Regions from separate parts of the Homo sapiens genome. Here region 1 is linked to region 2. Evidence: chromatin contacts called from ENCODE Hi-C or POLR2A ChIA-PET data. All regions are on one chromosome and are shown on one strand. The core of a region is the stretch at or near the end of the contact, and the rest is flanking DNA. Distances in the headings are between cores, read along the strand shown.

What was found. A loop is a pair of places that touch in the nucleus more often than their neighbours do. ChIA-PET counts read pairs that join two places held with the same protein, here RNA polymerase II (POLR2A). Pooled maps may share reads with other maps.
Region 1: a loop to region 2 is called in a pooled map, with 12 times the contacts of the local background. The contact joins the promoter of MYBBP1A here to the enhancer-like site in region 2. A Hi-C loop is called at or near these places in 3 of 50 pooled maps. POLR2A ChIA-PET finds 5 or more read pairs at or near these places in 4 of 52 experiments (HEK293, WTC11, activated CD4-positive, alpha-beta T cell and 1 more).

Annotation. Positions count from the first base shown.
Region 1 is chr17:4,554,134-4,557,650 of GRCh38, reverse strand. It overlaps MYBBP1A (MYB binding protein 1a), which reads left to right and starts at 2,267. Exons shown (of 26, transcript NM_014520.4): 1 at 2,267-2,524; 2 at 2,695-2,790; 3 at 3,373-3,456. The coding sequence starts at 2,327. GGT6 (gamma-glutamyltransferase 6) reads left to right here. Exons shown (of 4, transcript NM_001288702.2): 4 at 1-724.
Region 2 is chr17:4,394,818-4,398,078 of GRCh38, reverse strand. No RefSeq gene overlaps it. Among named protein-coding and RNA genes, the nearest start is that of UBE2G1, 30 kb to the right of the region's middle. RefSeq lists enhancers at 845-1,614, 1,952-2,031, 1,615-2,385. Within about 2 kb of position 1,963, at least 6 of the 41 ENCODE cell types and tissues checked have a DNase peak (open chromatin) inside an H3K27ac peak, as active enhancers do.

The DNA.
Region 1 (3,517 bases), core at 1,018-3,517, 160 kb before region 2:
CTGTCTTTAAAATAATAATAATAATAATAAAAAAATAGCTGGGTGCGGTGGCTCATGCCTGTAATCCCAGCACTTTGGGAGGCCAAGGCAGGTGGATCACCTGAGGCTAGGAGTTCGAGACCAGCTTGGGCAACATGGCGAAACCCCGTCTCTACTAAAAATACAAAAAATTAGCTGGGCATGGTGGCGGGCACCTGTAATCCCAGCTACTTGGGAGGCTGAGGCAGGAGAATCACTTGAACCCGAGAGGTGGAGGTTGCAGTGAACCAAGATCGCACCATTGCAACCCCACCTGGGCAACAAGAGGGAAACCCTGTCTAAAAAAAAAAAAAAAAAAAAGGATTTATTATGTGCTCACTGCTGGCTCAGGCCCCAACCTCTGGCCTTTTAAGTTACCTAGACTTGAGTTCTGGCATCCAGAGCTAACAATCATTCTTCAGATCACCCACACCGGATGGAATCTCTAGCTATTTTATCAGCTAAGAAAATCAGGGTAATAACGAAAAAGCAGTAGGGCCTGGGGCTAGCACTGAGTTCAGATCCAGCTTTCAGGAGGACAGTGGAAAGAGTGCAGAGCCTCTGCCTAGGCCCTGGGCCCCACGAAGCAGGACAGGCAGAGCCCAGGGTACTGTTGGCATCTCTGTCCTTCCCTTCAGGACACCCCTTACCTATCTGCCTCAACCAGACTGGGTACAAAATAAAGATCAAGTCTCCCGGAAACCAAGCACCATTCCTGCTTCTTGGTTAATTTTCCAACAGCTTTTGAAGCAACTGGAGTCAGGGCTTCCCTGATGGGCAGCACAGGTGACCAACAACCAGAGAGGGGAGAGCCTGGGTTGGTATCTTTCAGCTTCCCCCTGCTCCGCTCACCTCCTGCCTCCTGGGGCACCAGATGTGCAAGGTGAATGTTTTCATTTCACTTTCTAGAACAGACAGCAAAGCAGGGAAGCGGCTGAGAGGGTGAGAAGGCGCCCCAGGGGCTTGGGTACAAAGGGGTTGGAGTTGAGCGTGTGGAAATTCAAGGCGAAGGTTAGCCCTGACCTCCCCCAAGGGTTAGGTCCTCTCTGGACCACAGCCCTCTATAAACAGCTTCTCAAACCAAGAAGCGAGGGTGACCAGTAGCAGTTCCCCTCCCCTGCCATTGTAAAAGGCTTCTCTGATTTAATAGACCGTTTGATCCCACCACCTTTACCTCCCACTCCCAAGAAAATTCTTCTCCGTAATGGCACCACAATGTACCCAGTTATTTCAGTCTCAAACCTGGCATCCCCCTCATTTCCTCTCCCCCGACATCTAACTCCATCACCCACCCCACCTGCTCCACATCAGCCCAAATCTGACCTGTTCTCATTTTCCCTGGGTCCAGTCCACCACTATCTCTAAATGGTCTTCCCGTGCTTCCACCTGCGCAGACCTACAGTCCATCCCCCACACAGCAGCCAGCATCATCTTGTTAAAATGTAAATCGGATCCAGGCTTGCCCCTGCATTAAACTCACCAGTGACTTCCCATCACCCTCAGAATGAAATCCCAGCCCGGGGCCCCATGCAGCCTTGCTTCTCGCCAGCCTCAGCCCCTCCAGCCCTGGGTCTCTGTAGTTGCAAGGCTTGGGATTTCGTCCCCTTAGATCCTTGCAGGAGTACGGGGGAGGGGGGCCCTTCTTGTCACTCAGCTCTCATCCCAAATGCCACTTCCTCACAGAGGCCTTCCCTGACCAACCCCTCAAATCATTATTGGAGACCCTATTGAATAGTAATTAGCCGTGTTTTTAACGGGTGATGTATTCACGTTCCAGCACTTAAAAGCCTCCTCCTGACCCTTGCATTCCTAATTCTCTTCATAATTATGATCTTTTTAAATGCATTTGGCTCCGTGTTCCTCCACGAGAGCAGAGGCTTTGTTCCAACCGCCTAGCACGGCACGCCAGCAGGAGCCCAGTAATTGTTGAATGGCTCAATGTTCGGAGCGCAGGGGCCGCTCTGGGACGAGTCGGATCGAAGTGCTACACCTAGGTTTGTTTCCGAGATGGGCCCTTAGAAATGCCCCCCTGGGGCTCCAAAGGGGCAGATGCCACAGCCGCCAGGGCGGAGCGGGTGTGAGCAGAAGGCTGGGAAAGATGGGACGCCGCTAGGCGAGGGACTTCCGCTCAGAGCTACGGCGGAAATGCCGCTCTTTTAACTCTGGGCCGGTCTCTCTTGGTTCCCCCGCCCCTCCGGGTTCTTCCGCCTCCGAGCCGACACAAACCGGTGCGCATGCGCCGTGCCCTGACCTGGAAGCGGCTGGGGCCGGAGCACACGTGTTTCGTGTTTCGGTGAGTGTGGCGGAGATGGAGAGCCGGGATCCCGCCCAGCCGATGTCGCCTGGAGAAGCGACGCAGAGTGGCGCCCGGCCTGCCGACCGCTATGGCCTATTGAAGCACAGTCGCGAGTTCTTGGACTTCTTCTGGGACATTGCGAAGCCTGAGCAGGAGACGCGACTTGCGGCCACGGAGAAGCTGCTGGAGTATCTGCGTGGCAGGCCGAAGGTGGAGTGGCGGGGTCTGGGGCAGAGGCTGCGCATATCCCGGCAAGGAAGCGGCGGCGGGCCCAGGGAGTTGAGACTGGGGGCACGTGGTCGCGAACCTGGATGCCAGGGTGCGCGGGGGCGTGCACCTTGTTGTCACCATTGAACACGAGGGTGTGCTTGGTTCCGCAGGGGTCCGAGATGAAATATGCCCTGAAGCGTCTAATCACGGGACTCGGGGTCGGGCGAGAAACAGCCCGGCCCTGCTACAGTTTGGCCCTGGCACAGGTGAGGTGGTGCTCCTGGCAGGGTCCCAGCCATCCAGGTCAAAATGGTGGGGTATGAGGAGGGCGGGTGTGGTGTCTCAGCTGTGGCGGAGGGGCAGCCCGAGAGAGAGGTCGGGAGTGGCAGAGCAGACTGGAGGCCAACCTGAGGGAGGCCTCTTCATGAAAGTGGAGAAGGTGTGAGCAAGGCCTGGCCAGGTTTTCTATTTGGTGCTTGGGTTGCCCGGCCTCTTAGGTACACTTTCTGGGAGCAGTGAGCGCTGGGTGGGCTCCCTTAGGCCTGCAGAGGCATTCAGCTGATTGGAGTAGACCACTCTCTGAGGCGCCTTGACAAGGGGCAGAGCAATAAAGACCCAGGCCTGCAGGATCAGCCTGAGGGGAGCTCAGACCACGTGCGGAGAGAAGACCCAGTGGCTGAGCATTTCAGACTAGTAATCTAGGGGCCATAGAAGGTACATAGAAGGTGGGACTAGGGACCTGAGGCTTCTTGGGAGAAGTTGAAGGGGGAAGGGAGGTTAAGGTTTGTGAAGACGTAGTTGGGCCACTCTCCTGAACCCTCTTCCTCCTGCCACACAACTCCTGGCAGCTGTTACAGTCTTTTGAAGACCTCCCCTTGTGCAGCATCCTGCAGCAGATACAAGAAAAATATGACCTGCATCAGGTGAAGAAGGTGAGAGTGGGGCCAGGGAGGTCAGCAGCCCCAGGGGTGGGAGGCTTGGGGAATGGGGAGT
Region 2 (3,261 bases), core at 714-3,213:
CAGTTTCCTGGCACTCCTTAAACCCTGATGGCCTAAGGCCGGGTGTGGTGGCTCATGCCTGTAAGCACACCTTGGGAGGCCGAGGTGGCAGATGACCTGAGGTCAGAAGTTCGAGACCATCCTGACCAATATGGTGAAACCCCGTCTCTACTAAAAATAAAAAATTAGCTGGGTGTGGTGGCAGGTGTCTGTAATCCCAGCTACTCAAGAGGCTGAGGCAGGAGAATCGCTTGAACCCGGGAGGTGGAGGTTGCAGTGAGGTGAGATCGTGCCACTGCACTCCAGCCTGGGAGACAGAGTGAAACCCTGTCTCAAAAAAAAAAAAAAAAAGAAAGAAAAAGAAAAAGGAAGAAAAGAAAAGAAAAATGGCTGGGCACGGTGGCTCACGCCTGTAATCCCAGCACTTTGGGAGGCCGAGGCGGGCGGATCACAAGATCAGGAGTTCGAGACCATCCTGGCTAACACGGTGAAACCCCATCTCTACTAAAAACACACACACACAAAAAAAATTAGCCGGGCATGGTGGCACGCACCTGTAGTCCCAGCTACTCAGGAGGCTGAGGCAAGAGAATCGCTTGAACCCGGGAAGTGGAGGTTGCAGTGAGCCAAGATCACGCCATTGCACTCCAGCCTGGGCAACAGAGCGAGACTCTGTCTCAAAAAACAAAAACAAAACCTGGTGGCCTAAAGGGCACCCCACCTCCTCCCGCCCCCTGCCCCACATGGCACGTAAAAAGGGGAAGAAAAACTCAAAAGCCCAAGTAGTCAGCAGTCTCTGCCAATGGCAGATCAAAACAGCAGTAAAAGATCTGCAACCAAACGAGATTTGATTTACATAAGTCTCATTTTGATCATATTTTCTCCAGCGTCTTACCCCACCCTGGACTCCCCCGGCAGGTGTCCCAAGCCCCTCCCCTCCAGTTTACTCCTAACCCATCTTGAGGGCCTGGGCTCCCAGTTCCCTCCCTCAAAGGATCCGTCGTCTTTCAGACCCTCCCTGAGAGCAGAGACTGGTTTACACCGCCTGGAATCCAGTCCAGCAGGTGGTGTCAGGAACTGTAACCGATGGCATGTTCGCCAACACTGGGGTCCTGCAGGCAGAGCTGGAACTGGCCACTGGGACCCAAGCCCTCTGTGCGCTGCCCAGACCCACGCTCAGAGCCTGTGACTTCAGGACCCTCATCTAGAAGCTCCTGGAAGTTGGCCCAGAAGGATCTGCCCAGCACCCACCCACCCACCCCAGCCATGTCCAGTGGGAGCACAGGAAACGTCCCAGGGTCTGCAGAGGGATCCTACAGACCATTCTCTCTCCCATCTGCCTTCTTTTTTTGTTTGTTTGTTTTGTTTTGTTTTTTGAGACGGAGTCTCGCTCTTGTTGCCCAGGCTGGAGTGCAGTGGCGCGATCTCAGCTCACTGCAACCTCCGCCTCCCGGATTGCAGCGATTCTCCTGCCTCAGCTCCCGAGTAGCTGAGATTACAGGCATGTGCCACCACACCCGGCTAATTTTTTGTACTTTTAGTAGAGATGGGGTTTCACCATGTTGGCCAGGCTGAGCTCCTAACCTCAGGTGATCCACTTGCCTCGGCCTCCCAAAGTGCTGGGATTACAGGCGTGAACCACCGCCCCGGCCTCCTTGTGCCTTCTTTGTCATTGTAATTAACTGCTGGGGATACCTTTTGTTAACGGTAGAAAGTTATGCAAATGACCGAAACTGGTATTGTTATTACTAAGAGGCGCTGGGTTTCAAAATCACTTTGAATATTCTAGCACCGAATCTTGTCTGTCCTGTGCCTGGGGGCCTGCACACACTGTCTTTTTCCTCCTTTGTGAACGGCAGGGTTGAGGCCTTCCTGTTCGAGAAGTGGGTGGTTTGCCAAGCTACCTGGGGTGTACATAGAACTTGAACTTTGGAGTCAGACTGGCAAAGGCTGGCTGCTTCCCCTGCGCCTTGGTTACCGTTTGTCCTTACACAAGTCACTTGGCTTCTTGGAGTCTCAGTTTTGTCATCTGTGGAAGAGGAGTGAACACCCTCCTTAGAGACAGCTGCCACGGTGACCATCTGCGAGCTGATGGAGGTAGAGTTCCTGGTGCCCTTTAGGGTGGCAGTTGTGTCGGTACTCCCGAGGACCAGGACCAGGTGGCCGTGGCTGTCTGGAACTGCTACGGAAGAACGGGCAAGGCTGCCAGATTTCGCAAATAAAAATACATGCACACGGTTAAATTTGAATTTCAAATAAGCAGCTAAATTTTGTTGTATAATTATATCCCATGCAGTATTTGGAATATACTTATACTGAAAAATTAGTCGGGCGTGATGGCTCACGCCTGTAATCCCAGCACTTTGGGAGCCCAAGGCGGGCAGATCACCTGAGGCCAGGAGTTCGAGACCAGCCTGGCAAACATGGCAAAATCCTATCTCTACTAAAAATACCAAAATTGACCGGTGTGGTGCTGCACATCTGTACTGCCACCTACTTGGGAGGCTGAGGAACGAGAATTGCTTGAACCCGGGAGGCAGAGGTTGCAGTGAGCCTCAATCGTGCCACTGCACTCCAGCCTGGGCAACAGAGCGAGACTCTGTTTCTAATAACAATAATAATAATAATAATTCCTTATCTGAAATTAAATTTAACTAAGTGTCCTTTTTCTCTTTCTTTCTTTTTTTCTTTTTGAGACAGGGTTTTACCCTGTCACCCAGGCTAGAGTGCAGTGGTGTAATCATGGTTCACTGCAGCCTCGACCTCCTGGGGTCAGGTGATCCTCCCACCTCAGCCTCCCAAGTAGGTAGGACTACAGGTGCAAGCCACCATTCCCAGCTACTTGTTGCTTTTTTAAAAATTTTTGGTACAGATGGGGTTTCGCCGTGTTGTCCAGGCTGGTAACTGAGTGTTACTGTATTTTATCTGGCTATCCTAAGAAAAGAGGTTAAAGTGCTTAGAATGGGGGTTCTTGCTGCCCCTGAGAGATATCTTCATTTGGGATTGGCAACTGTGGGAGAGAGAGGGCAAGAGCCACTGGAATAAACATGGGCCAGGGAGGCTGAGGCAGGAGAATCCTTTGAACCTGAGAGGCGGAGGTTACAGTGAGCTGAGATTGCGCTACTGCACTCCAGCCTGGGTGTCAGTGTGAGACTCTGTCTCAAAGAAAGAAAGAAAGAAAGAAAGAGAAAGAGAGAGAGAGAGAGACAGAGAGAGAGAAAGAAAGAAAAAAGGAAGGAAGGAAGGAAGGCAGGAAGGAAGGAAGGAAGGAAGGAAGGAAGG